Regions from separate parts of the Homo sapiens genome. Here region 2 is linked to region 1. A link is a contact called in ENCODE Hi-C or POLR2A ChIA-PET data. All regions are on one chromosome and are shown on one strand. Each heading gives the region's core, a stretch centred on a gene start or an enhancer-like site at or near the end of the contact. The rest is flanking DNA. Distances are from core to core; before and after follow the strand shown. Region 1 holds the start of ATF7IP2 (activating transcription factor 7 interacting protein 2). Region 2 holds the start of TXNDC11-AS1 (TXNDC11 antisense RNA 1).

Region 1 (6,664 bases), core at 1,478-3,977:
CCACCTGCCTCAGCCTCCCAAAGTGCTGGGATTACAGGTGTGAGCCACCGCGCCCGGCCTACAAATATTTTTTATATCTTCAGTGACATGCCTTTCTTACAGTAGTTTTAATGCTGTTTAATGAATATTCACTTAAAAAACAAACCTCTGGAAAGCCACCCAGAGTTATTCTCTCCTTAATAACAAGTACTGAAAAGCCTCCCAAAGTCACTGTCTCCTTAGTAAAGAGTACTAAAAAGGCCTTGGCAACTTTTGCCATGGCTATCTGATAAGCTATTTCACATCAGCATACTGTACACACTAGAGCCTCAGAGGTATACTAATGAAACTTATGACCACATTTAGTAGACACATATAATGCCTCTAAATAATTCATGGCTAACTTCAGTAACACCTCTCTAAACATTTCATGGCTTAATCAGAAGTTCAAAAAAATCCAATATATTATCTCCCTTTCCTCCAAAAAGTCATGGTTATTTCTCTCTAGACACTGGCTGACTCCAATCTGTCCCATCGTTGGTAAAAATGAAGATGAAAAACTATCCTAGTCTACTGTAAAGCAGAATAATTATCTAAATGATATAAAAATATGAGATAGGCCGGGCGCTAAGACTAGCGCCTGTCATCCTAGCACTTTGGGAGGCAGAGGCGGGCTGATCACCTGAGGTCAGGAATTCGAGACCAGCCTGGCCAACACGGTGAAACCCCATCTCTACTAAAAATACAAAAACTAGTCGGGCGCCTATAATCCCAGCTACTTGCAAGGCTGAGGCAGGAGAATCACTTGAACCCGGAGGGAGGAGGTTGCAGTGAGCCGAGATCGCGCCACTTCACTCCAGCCTGAGCCAAAGAGCGAATCTCTGCCTCACAAAGAAAAATAAATAAGTAAAATAAAATAAAATAAACGAGATAGATAAGTCACCGCAGTGTGTGTGTGTCCGGGTGGCGGGGGGAGGGGGGGGGAGTAAAATAGACTGACATAGAATGAGAGAATAAGATTTTTTGGTATTTTGTATCATCTCGCTCAACAATGAGAACTAATACTCTTGCGCATTTAAAGTTGTATTTTATTTTTAACTATCCAATATATTAAACTTTGATTACATCAAATGAAATAGATTGTGCACACTCACTATAAGAGAGCTATGATATATGCAGAAGCAAAGGTGCAGGGATCATGCAATAGTTTCGTACCAGATTTCAAGATACCAAGTAGCAAGGAAACACAATGGAATTGAAGGCTGAGGTGAAGTACAGGCATAAGGCAAGGAAAGCAGAACATTCAAGATGTACCTATATACACCAGTTCTTAAAACACGCAAATCATTTCCAATAAGGCACTGGCTCATGTATTTCTGTTGAGGCAGAAGTCAATCTTAGGATGTGGTCTGTACATATCTGCAGATAAGACTGAGAGTGAAGTAAATTTGATTAAGATCGGAGTCAACACTTCTACAAACGTATTGCAGAATAAACGAGCTAAGAAGAAAGGCATACTTCACAAAAGCTGAATTCAGTGTTATTAGTCCTTCATTCAGATGCTTCATTTTTGCATTTTCAATTGCTTTCCTGTGATATAACTTATCTTTATCTTGGTCTTCCCCATTTGTTTTGCAAATAGTTATGTCGCAGGTCATTTACTGGCTACAATAAATATGACAAAATCATAATAAAAACAGTATTAAGTCGCAATCTAGAATAACAATTTAAGTGAATATGACATAATTTTTCTAATGTGGACTATTCAGTACAACTGTCCTCTTCTTCCATACATATTAACCATATGCAAGTCTTCAGAACAGAAAAAGCCATTGTGTCGTAAAGGAAGGAACACGTGGTTAGAAACTTCATTTTCAACACAGAAACACGGAAAGGTAGAAAGTCCGTTTCCTTAAGTGCGGTAAGGTTTTAACAAAAATAAGGCAAAAAAAATTATTGCGTCCTCTCTTTCTCAAACTTGCTTGCCAAACTTGGAGAAAACTGGTTAGAGAAGGGCGATAAGATGGAATTTTCTTAAAAACATATTCATAAAAACGAACTTCTACCTTAAGGAAATCGTCTTCCTTAAATCCTACCATCCTTACACCGGCAAGCTCAGAGGTACGGGATTTCAGCATTTTACTCAGAATTTTGTATTTTTCCTGATGCTCTGGTCCCTACTTTTTAACAAACTTCAAGGCCGCCAGGCGAGATCCAGTTGCCTTCTGGCACCTGACTTCATTAGATGATTAAAACAACTCAAGAAAATTTGGCAATGGGACACTAAAATTGGTGGAGGTGGAGATTTATCCGTTAATTTCTGAAAGCATTCCGGACAAGAGCGAGCTTTTACTTACCCCTCAGGACAAAAAACACGCACCACTTCCCTCCGCAGTCCCTAACCCCAGTGCCGCCCGGACCTGAGGCCGCACACCACTCCCGCTTCACCAGTATCCCTCTGCGAAAACGGTGGAGACGCGCCCGTCCGCCCCTCAGGGGCCTCTTCCCGGACCTGTCAGACGGCCCCGCGGACGCTTTTCAGTCAGGGCAGCTTCGCCGCAAACGTCCGGTAGGCCCGGCGCTCCGAGGCCTCCGGGGCCGGCCCTCAGAGAGGCGACCGACGCTCCTAGAGCCGCCACCCCGCCAATCGCCGCTCTCGCAGGACACTCGCCCGGCCCCAACGTACCTAGAGCGACGACGCACCAGCCGCAGCAATACCCACAGCCACTTCGAACCGCAGCCGTTAACAATGCTGGTCCGGCCAGGACCTGCTGAAGTAGGTCTCCCTACGCCCACCCCCAGCTGATTATGGACCAATGGCAGCGCGAATATGCGGCAGCCCAGCCAGTCAGGCACAGCCAGCTAGAGTGGGCGGGGCGAAGGGTCGCGAGGGGAAATGGAAGTAGGCTGAGGGGCGCCTGGGGTTCGCCTCCGTGGGCGCTTCTTCCGGTCAGCCACCGGGGCTTACCCGCCATAGCGCAGATGCAGGCTCCTGAGCTGGGCCTTTCTTTTGAGTGACTCGTGTGAAGATTTAGACTTTCGAAACTTATTAGGAATAAGACCTTATTTACAAAAACAACTCCTCACCCGGTCGGTAGTTTCCGATTTGAATTTTCTAATATTGTTTGAAAATATTTATCTTATTTACTTTTTTGGACGACTCCTTAAATTTTGTGACTCAGGAGATTGGTCCTAGCACCGTAGTCTTTTTTTTTTTTTTTTTTTTTTGAGACGGAGTTTCGCTCTTGTCGCCCAGGCTGGAGTTCAGTGGCGTGATCTCAGCTCACTGTACCCCCATTTCCCACCTCCCAGGTTCAAGCGATTCTCCTGCCTTAGCCTCCCGAGTAGCTGGGACCACAGGTGTGCACCACCATGCCCGGCTAATTTTTGTACTTTTAATAGACATGGGGTTTCACTATGTTGGCCAGGCTGGTCTTGAACTCCTGGACCTCAGGTGATCCGCCACCTCTGCCTCCCCATATGTTGGGATTACAGGCATGAGCCACTGCACCCACCCGCACCATAGCCTTGAGTTTGCTAAATTGTCCCAGGAACCTGCCAGCCTTGGCTGCTTGTGATTTCATGAGGCCCGATGCCTTAGGTGGCTGTGCACTTGGATGCCATGAACTCACTCAACAGGTGGTCACTGAATGCCCACTGTGTAGAAAATACAGGAAATACAACAGTAGATTAGATCCATAATGCCCTCTTTTTCATTAATTAATTTATTTATTTATTTGACAGAGTTTTGCTCTTGTTGCCTAGGCTGGAGTGCAATGGCGCGATCTCGGCTCACCACAACCTCCGCCTCCCGGGTTCAAGCGCTTCTCCTACCTCTGCCCCCAACAAGTAGCTGGGATTATAGGCATGCGCCACAGTGCCTGGCTAAGTTTTTTTTTTATTTTTAGTAGAGACGGGGTTTCTCAATGTTGATCAGGCTGGTCATGAACTCCCGACCTCAGGTAATCCACCTGCTTCGGCCTCCCAAAGTGCTGGGATTACAGGCGTGAGCCACCACGCTTGTCATGAGGCTAGAGCTGCCTGCCTTGTCACTTCCAGTTAGGAGAAAAATGAGGCAAGTCCGGACAATCTAGGTTGGGTCATCAATGGAATAACATACTCCAACCAGCCAGTTCCCCAAATATGCTCCAGGGATCTAGGGGTAATCTTTAATGTCAATCCTATTTTTATAATTATACTATTTTTATAATAATATAAAGATGATTTTGCTTTTTTCATTCTCTGAGTCAGGAGAGTACATGGAATTTTCTAGAAGCCTCTGGAAAATCGACGGGTGATATTGCTACAGATTGAATACAGAAGCAGACATGAGAATCTAACTACCAACCTGGGCAACAAAGTGAGATACCCACTTTTCTAGAAAAGTAAAAATAAAAAGTTAGCTGCATCCTTCCACCTACACGGGAGGCTGAGAGGACGGGAGGATCGCTTAAGCTTAGGAGTTAGGGACTGCAGTGAGCTGTGATAGTGTCACTGCACTCCACCCTGGGTGATAGAGCAAGAGACTGTCTTAGAAAAGAGAGAGAGAGAGGCCAAGCGCAGTGGCTCACATCTGTAATCCCAGCACTTTGGGAGGCTGAGGCAGCCGGATCATGAGGTCAATAGTTCGAGACCAGCCTGGCCAACATAGTGAAACCCCATCTCTACTAAAAATACAAAAATTAGCCGGGCATGGTGGCGCGTGCCTGTAATCCCAGCTACTCGGGAGGCTGAAGCAGGAGAATCGACTGAACCCGAGAGGTGGAGTTTGTGGTAAGCCAAGATCGCACTACTGCACCCCAGCATGGGCAACAGAGTGAGACTCCGTCTCAAAAACCAAAAAAAAAAAAAAAAGAGAGAGAGAGTCTTACTGTATTAAGTCAGACGTTAAGGAAATTAGCAAAAATGTAAAACAATCCTAATCTTTGCACATTTTTTGTTGTTCTAGAACATGATTTTGAAAATAATTATAGGGTTGCTAAGAGAGATAGTGTGGGAGGGAGTGGGAGGTAGTAAGTTGCAGTCAGATAAGGAATTTGGACTTAATTCAGTTAACAGTGAGTAACTAGCCTTTAGAAATGTTATGTCTATTTAAGGTACTAGGATATCTTGTATGTCATTTTAACAATAGTAATATAATAGGCCAGGTGGACACCTGTAATCCTAGCATTTTAGGATGCCAAGACCGACAGATAGCTTGAGCCCAGGAGTTTGAGACCAGCCTGGGCAATATAGCGAGACCCCATCTCTATAAAAAAATTATAATAATTGATATTTACTGGACATTATGTTAATAAAGTTTATTGTTGGCTGGGTGCGGTGGCTCATGCCTGTAATCCCAGCACTTTGGGAGGCCAAGGTGGGCAGATCACTTGAGATCAAGACCATCCTGGCCAACATGGTGAAACCCTGTCTCTACTAAAAATACAAAAATTAGCTGGGCATGATGGTGCGCACCTGTAGTCCCAGCTACTTGGGAGACTGAGGTAGGAGAATTGCTTGAACCTGAAAGAAGGAGGTTGCAATGAGTCAAGATCACGCCACTGCACTCCAGCCTGGTGACAGAGCGAGACTCCATCTCAATAAATAAATAAATAAATTCATTCACATAATGTGCTATATGAAGTACTATGAAGTCTCTCAATTTGCTGTTTGACTTTTTAAAATAATGCTTAACATAATAACAGATACAGTTGCTTGTACATTTCCTGACTTATAGTAGACACTTGATGTATAGTAACTATTATTATTAAAATTAATAAAGCTGAGAATATCAATTATCTTGAGTAAATTCTTTACATTTTTGTGTTGGAATGCTTTCTTGTTTGATAGTTTTCTTCCATTGAGGATTGTGGCGGGCAGAATTTGTACTCCCATGATCTTTGTCTCCTAGTGTGCGTCTTATGGTTATAAGTCACCTTACATGGCAAAAGGGACTTTGCAAATATGATTAAGGTTGTAATCAGCTGACCTTAAGATGGAGAACTTAACCGGGATTTCCCTGGTGAGTACAGTGTAATCACGTGAATCCCTAAAGGCAAAAGACAAGTCACACAGATGCAGCAGAAAGGAAAGTCATAGATTTTCAAAGCACAGGCAGAACTCAGCCCATGGTTCCTGGCTTGAAGATGAGGGGGACCACATGTAAACCTTGAGAATGAAAGTAGTACTGCCAACGACCTGAATGAACCCAGAAGCAGATTCTTCTGCAGAGCCTTAGCTGGCTGACAGCCTATTGAGACCCTAAGCAGAGTTCCCAGCTGAGTCCACTGTGCTTCTGACTTCTATATAGAACTGTGAGATAAGTGGGTAGTGTTTTAAGCCATTATGTTTGTGGTAACTTTTTATGGCAACAATAGAAAACAAATGCAAGCATTCATTCCACACACTTCTCAGCACTCCCTAAGGCAAGGCGGAAACCCTATGAACTACATTTCCCAGGAGCCCTTGCCTCCTGTATTCTGGATTCAGTTGTGTTTTACCCAGTGTAATGCACTTCCTGAAATTTGAAAAGTGGCAGAGATACATGTTATTGTGGGTTTTTTCCTTAGGCTTTGGCTCTCTTTCGCACCAGTCCCTGTCTCAGTTATTTAAAGGCAGCTGTGACAACAGTGGTTTTCTGAACTTTTCTGCCCTTTGGGCAGCAGAAGCAGCACCCTTCTTATTCTCTGGACCACAGAGGCAG
Region 2 (6,664 bases), core at 2,926-5,425, 1.4 Mb before region 1:
GAAATATTCTTTTTCTTTTTGGTTTTTTTAGAGACAGGGTCTTGCTCTGTCCCCCAGGCTGGAGTACAGTGGCACAACCTTAGCTCACTGTATCACTGTAGCCTCAACCTTCTGGGCTCAAGTGATCCTCCTGCCTAAGCCCTCCAAGTAGCTAGGACTACAGGCATGCACTACCATGCCCAGCTAATGTTTTTTGTATTTTATTTTTTGTAGAGTTGACATCTCACTATGTTGCCCAGGCTGATCTCCAACTCCTGGACTTAAGCAATCCTCTCACCTTAGCCTCCCAAAGTGCTGGGATTACAGGTGAGAATTACCGCGCCTGATGCCTCAAGAACATTCTTTAGCTGGCCTGGGGAGATGAGAATATACACTGCTTTATCTGATGCAAGGGATGAATGCCCATTTCTAGAAAGCCCATTCTGTGGTGATGATACAGTCTCCAAGAACAGAAACACCACTGTCCAGAGTACCCAGGCCAAGGGCCTGCCCTTTTCTTCTGCATAATCTGCTATCTTGTGTTGTTAGGCATGTCCTGTTTTGTAAGTAAAAGCTTGCAAGCTTTCAAAATTAATAAGCACTGCCAACATGGTGAAACCCCATCTCTACTAAAAACACAAAAATTAGGCTGGATGTGGTGGCTCACGCCTGTAATCCCAGGACTTTGGGAGGCTGAGGTGGGCAGATCACCTGAGGTTGGGAGTTTGAGACCAGCCTGACCAACATGGAGAAACCCCGTCTCTACTAAAAATACAAAACTAGCCAGGTGTGGTGGCATGTGCCTGTAATCCCAGCTACTCGGGGAGACTGAGGCAGGAGAATCGCTTGAACCCAGGAGGCGGAGGTTGCGGTGAGCCGAGGTCGTGCCATTGCACTCCAGCCTGGGCAACAAGAGTGAAACTCCGTCTCAAGAAAAAAAAAATCCAAAAATTAGCTGGGCATGGTGGTGTACATCTATAGTCCCAGCTACTTGGGAGACTGAGGCAGAAGAATCTTTTGAACCTGGGAGGCAGAGGTTGCAGTGAGCTGAGGTTGCACCACTGCACTCCAGCCTGGGCAACAGAGCAAGACTCCGTCTCGGAAAAAAAAAAAAAAAATCAAAATTAATAAGCATTAGTTCTCTCTGGCTGCAAGGAAGGGTTAATATTGAGGAAATACATGGCCATGCATCACAGCGACACGTTCTGAGAAATAACATTGTTAGGTGATACCAGTGTTGTGTGAACATCCATAGCGTACACTCACACAAACCTAGACAGTATAGCCTACTACCACGCCTAGGCTATTGCTATATAGTATATGGTATAGCCTATTGCTCCTAGGCTACAAACCAGTACAGCATGTTACTATACTAAATATCTTAGGCAACTGTAACACAGTGGTATTTGTGTATCTAAATTTACCCAAACATAGAAAAAGTATAGTGGGCCGGGACTGGTGGCTTACGCCTTTAATCCCAACACTTTGGGAGGCCAAGGCAGGCAGATCACTTGAGGTCAGGAGTTCGAGACCAGCCTGGCCACCATGGGAAAACCCCATCACTACAAAAAATACAAAAATTAGCCAGACATGGTGGCACACGCCTGTAATCCCAACTACTTGGGAGGCAGAGGCATGAGAATTGTTTGAACCCAGGAGGTGGAGGTTGTAGTGAGCCAAGATGGTGCCACTGCACTCCAGCCTGGGTGACAGGGCAAGACTCTGTCAAAGAAAAGAAACAGTACAATAAAAACAGTATCATAATTTTCTGGGACCACTGTCACAGCACATGACACATATATATTCCTCTGCCCCATTCCCTCCTCAAACCCCGAGCAACTTGATCTTGGTATAAAAAGTGGCCAAGAGGCTGGGCGTGGTGGCTCATGCCTGTAGTCCTAGCACTTTGGGAGGCCGAGGCGGGTGGATCACCTTAGGTCAGGAGTTTGAGACCAGCCTGGCCAACATGGTGAAACCCTATCTCTACTAAAAATATAAAAATTAGCCAGGCGTGGTGGTGGGCACCTGTAATCCCAGCTACTTGGGAGGCTGAGGCAGGAGAATTGCTTGAATCCAAGAGACGGAGGTTGCAGTGAGCCGACCTGGTGCCACTGCACTCCAGCCTGGGCGATAGAGTGAGACTCCATCTCAAAGAAAAAAAAAAAAAAAAGTGGCTATGGAAAACTCAGATACAAGTTGGTGTGGACGAGTTAGGGCTGACCTAACCTATGAAAAGTAGTACAGCCTGACCCGAAAGGCCTAGTGTATTTTGAAACAAATTTATAATTGTTTCAGAAGAACGTTCTGGGCCAGCTGCAGTGGCTCAGACTTGTGATCCCAGGACTCTCGGAGTCCAGAGCAGGAGGATCACTTGAGGCCAGGAGTTCAAGACCAGCCTGGGCAGCACAGTGAGATCCCATCTCTACAAAAAATAAAAAAGAGAACATTCTGCTGCCAGAGCAGGGCCCCAGTTGCTCAGAAAGTGAAGAGGAAAGGAGGCATTCTTTTGTTAATCCAGGGTGGTTTTCTGGTCAGTAAGACACTGCCTTGCATTTGCTCACAAAGGACTATGGGTTTTGTGAGATTAAACCACAGACAACGAAAGTACTTTGGACCTTATGAAGCCCTGTGCAAATGTCAGATGTCTTATGGAAGTGTAGGGTAAATTCTGTTGCAGCAAGCTACAGTGAATGAGGACACTGGTGACTTTTGACCATATTTATTTTCTTTAGCAATAAATTGTGTAACTCTAATCTACACAAAGGAATCAACAGAAGTATAAGTGGCAAATTAGAAGGTTAAAAAAACTCTGTAACTATATATTTTTTCTCAGCTTTTTAAAACAAGATTAACACTGTATGGTTGGGTTTGTAACATAGATAATAAGGGTAATAATAACACAAAACAGAGATGAGGGACAAGTTAAAAATAAAGGAATTAATGTTATACGAGAAAATAGCTACTTTCTACAAAATAAGGCAGTATAGAAGAAACAAAAAGATGTGACAGGTGGGCGCAGTGACTCATGCTTTTACATAATCCTAACGCTTTGGGAGGTCGAAGGGGGAAGATCGCTTGAGCCCAGGAGTTCAAGACCAGCCTAGGCAACATGGAGAGACCTTGTCTCCACAAAAAAAAAAAATTAGCTGGGCGTAGTCGCACACATCTGTGTTGCCTACTACTTGGGAGGCTGACGGGGGTGGATCGCTTGAGCTGGGGTTGTCAAGGCTTCAGTGTGCTATGATTGCGCCATTGCACTCCAGCCTGGGTGACACAAGACCCTGTATCAAAAAACAACCAAAAAAAAAAAAAAAGTGACATATAGAAAAGAAATAGCAAAATGGTCGGTGTACATGAACTCACAACATGTTGGGCCTGGGTGGTTGACACATTAAATGTCTGGCCAATTGAGCAAGACAGCCATTGATTGCCCCATTCTACATCCACAGAAGCAGAACCAGACAGGAAGTGATGAGATTTGCACGTGGGTCACATAGCTGACCTGTGGCAGAGGTGGCGTCTCAGCTACTGGCCGTTAGCTGTGCCTTCTGTTTGTGGCATAACACCATATTGCCTTAATGCCCTCGAAGTTTTATTTGTCTAGTTTGTTGTTATTGACATTGGAGGACAAGTCCTTTTTTTTTTTTTGAGACAAGAGTCTCTCTCTCTCTCTCCCCCAGACGGGAGTGCAGTGGCGCCATCTCCACTCACTGCAACCTCCGCCTCCAGGGTTCAAGCAATTCTCTGCCTCAGCCTCCCAAGCAGCTAGGATTACAGGCGCCCGCCACCACGCCCGGCTAATATATTTGTATTTTTAGTAGAGACGAGGTTTCACCATGTTGGCCAGGCTGGTCTTGAACGCCTGGTCTCATGTAATCTGCCCGCCTTGGCCTCCCAACGTGCTGGGATTACAGGCTTGAGCCACCGCGCCCGGCCGTGTTTTTTTTTTCTTCAGTTAAGTTGGGATAAAAAACGGCACCTACGTGCTTCGGGGCCTGTAGTGAGAATGGTGGACACGATTATTGTCGTTACGGCTCCTAAAACCCAGCGCGGCGAGAGCAGACTACAGCGGTGTCAAGGTTCCAAGTATTCCCCGCGGGCCTTATCCCAAGGGAGCAGCTTCTCCACGCCCCGCGACGGCGCCTGCGCAGACTCCGTGAGCGGGGTCGTGACCGGTGGGGCCAAGACTGGGCTGCGGGCGGGGAAGGCTTCCGTGCATTTACGTAGGGTGCAGGGCGTGGCCCGTTGGGGGCGGGGATTTGGGCGGTGTCGGTGCCCGCCCGGACTCCGTGAGCGGTGGGCGGAGCTGCGTGCTCTGGGGTGTGAGGTGGGGCGGACCCCGCGGCGGCGGCGCGGCTGACGTGGAGCGTCCGGGTTAGCGGGTGCGGCGAGCTGCGGGATTGGGGAGCAACGGGCCGGGCCGGGCCTTCGGGCCCGAGGCGGCGGCGGCGGTATAAAGCCGGCGACTGGGAGCATGTAATGTCGGAATGCGGAGGCCGCGGCGGCGGCAGCAGCAGCAGCGAGGACGCCGAGGACGAGGGAGGGGGCGGCGGCGGCCCCGCGGGCTCAGACTGCCTCAGCTCGAGCCCGACCCTGGCCACAGCGTCCTCGGCGGGCCGGCTCCGTCGCGGGCTGCGTGGCGCCTTCCTCATGGCGCGCCAGCGGCCGGAGCTGCTCTGCGGGGCCGTGGCGCTCGGCTGCGCGCTGCTCCTCGCCCTCAAGTTCACCTGCAGGTGAGGCGGCCCGGACCCTGGGGCCCCGCTAGGGCGCTCCCCTTGCTCTGCCGCCTGGAGCCTGCAGGGCCGGGTCGCAGCGGCCTCAGCCGGGGAAGTCGGGCCTGACCTTGCCCAGGACGGCTGACCCCTCCCGGAACCTGCGGCCACGGCTTCCCACCTTCTCCTCGCCCCGGCCCGCCCGCGGACATTATGGCGAGGCTTCCGGGTGGAGCCCTGCGCCCTATCGTCCCGCTTTAGTGCCGAGGGAGGCGGGTCGGGGGTGCTCCTCACCTGTTGGAGTCACTAGGGGTGGACCTGTCACTTCGGCCCGGGCTGTAGGACCCTCATTTCTCACCGATTTCATTCCCCTTAAGCTTCAGGTGTAGTGATCCACAACCTTGCGAGAGTTCCAGACCCCTTTTAGAATTCCCGCACTCATTGATCTAACGATTATTTTTATTTTGAGACGGAGTCACGCATTGTGTCCCAGGCAGGAGTGCAGTGGCGCGATCTCGGCTCACTGAAACCTCCGCCTCCCGGGTTCAAGGGGTTCTTCTGCCTCAGCTCCTGAGTAGCTCGGATTACAGGCGCGCGCCACCACGCCTGGCTAATTTTTGTATTTTTAGTAGAGACAGAGTTTCACCACGTTGGCCAGGCTGGTCTCGAACTCCTGACCTCACGTGATCCACCCGTCTCGGCCTCCCAAAGTGCTGGGATTACAGGCGAGAGCCCCGCACCCGGCCTGATCTAACGATTATTTATCTGCACCTACTATGTGCCGGACGCTCGTCCGGGTGAACTTTTTGCTCCCTTGAGTGGATGGGACAGTGAACAAGTAAATATAATTTTTTAAAGCTTCAGTGCTATGCAGGGCATAGAAACGATGGCGGTGGGGAAAGACTTCCTAAGGAAGTGACATTTGAAGCTTATACAAAAAGGAGAAGGGACCAGCGCTGGGAAGATCCCGGGGGAGCGTGTCCACGGTAGAGCGAACAGCAAATGCAGAGTTTCTGAGGCTGGGCAAGCTTGGTGTTTCCCTGGAATTGATAAAAAGGCCTGACAGTAGGCTGGGGTGTAGGGGGTAGGAACATGAAAGTTCATGTGTGTCTTTTCAGGAATGTACACACATACAAAATTTGCTGTATATTTCAGGTGTACTTCTGGTCTCCCAAATCCACAGTGGGTCTTTTGGGATTCCAGTTTATAAGATCTGTATTGCTACTATGATATCTGTGATTTCACCTCGGAACATTTTTGAGTTTATTTAGCACGATATGTGGCCAGTTGTCAAAGAGGTGTCAAAAGATCGGGGATTTTAGTGGAAAGATAAATTATAATAACTCTCAGTGAGCATTTTCCATAGGCCAGGTACTGTCAGCAGGGTTTCTCCGTCTTGGCACTGTTGATATTTTGGGTCAGATAATTCTGTGTTGTGGGGGCTGCCCTGACTACTGTAGGATGTCTAGCAGCATCCCCGGCCTCTACCCACTAGATACCAGTAGCACACCCCACAAGATGTAACAACTACAATGGCTTCAGACATTGTTAGATGTCCCCTGGGAGCAAAATTGCCTGCTTGGGAACCACTGTTTCCATGAAGCATTTATTCATTTAGTACATAATTGAGAGCCTAGTATGGGTGTCATTTAAATCTTACAATCCCCATTAAAGTTTGAATATACTGTTATCTTTCCCAGTGCACAGATGAAGGAGTCCAGCCTTCGTGATGTTTCAGAACCTGCTCCAAATCACACCTACGTGATAAGGGGCTGAGCTGGAATTTGAATCCTTTATTGTCAGGACCTCCTAGATTCTTAACCTTGTACTTTATTCTTGTCTCCCACAAGGACAGTATACAAAGTATTTTACAAGGTAGAGTGTTGCGAGGTGACATTTAGGTTCAAATTAGGAAGAGAGGTTTCCCCCTCCAGGGGTGAAGTTTATTTACATCGGTTTGTTAAAGTCTAGAA

Evidence for each region. A loop is a pair of places that touch in the nucleus more often than their neighbours do. ChIA-PET counts read pairs that join two places held with the same protein, here RNA polymerase II (POLR2A). Pooled maps may share reads with other maps.
Region 2: a pooled map shows a loop between it and region 1 (3-fold over the local background). The contact joins the promoter of TXNDC11-AS1 here to the promoter of ATF7IP2 in region 1. A Hi-C loop is called at or near these places in 2 of 50 pooled maps. POLR2A ChIA-PET finds 5 or more read pairs at or near these places in 2 of 52 experiments (activated CD4-positive, alpha-beta T cell and common myeloid progenitor, CD34-positive).

What each region holds. Positions count from the first base shown.
Region 1 is chr16:10,382,124-10,388,787 of GRCh38, reverse strand. It overlaps ATF7IP2 (activating transcription factor 7 interacting protein 2), which reads right to left and starts at 2,727. Exons shown (of 14, transcript NM_001393719.1): 1 at 2,666-2,727. RefSeq lists silencers at 2,849-2,988, 6,034-6,103 and an enhancer at 6,304-6,373.
Region 2 is chr16:11,740,525-11,747,188 of GRCh38, reverse strand. It overlaps TXNDC11-AS1 (TXNDC11 antisense RNA 1), which reads right to left and starts at 4,175. Exons shown (of 1, transcript NR_186412.1): 1 at 2,683-4,175. TXNDC11 (thioredoxin domain containing 11) reads left to right here and starts at 4,332. Exons shown (of 12, transcript NM_015914.7): 1 at 4,332-4,712. The coding sequence starts at 4,459. RefSeq lists silencers at 3,830-4,352, 4,215-4,884.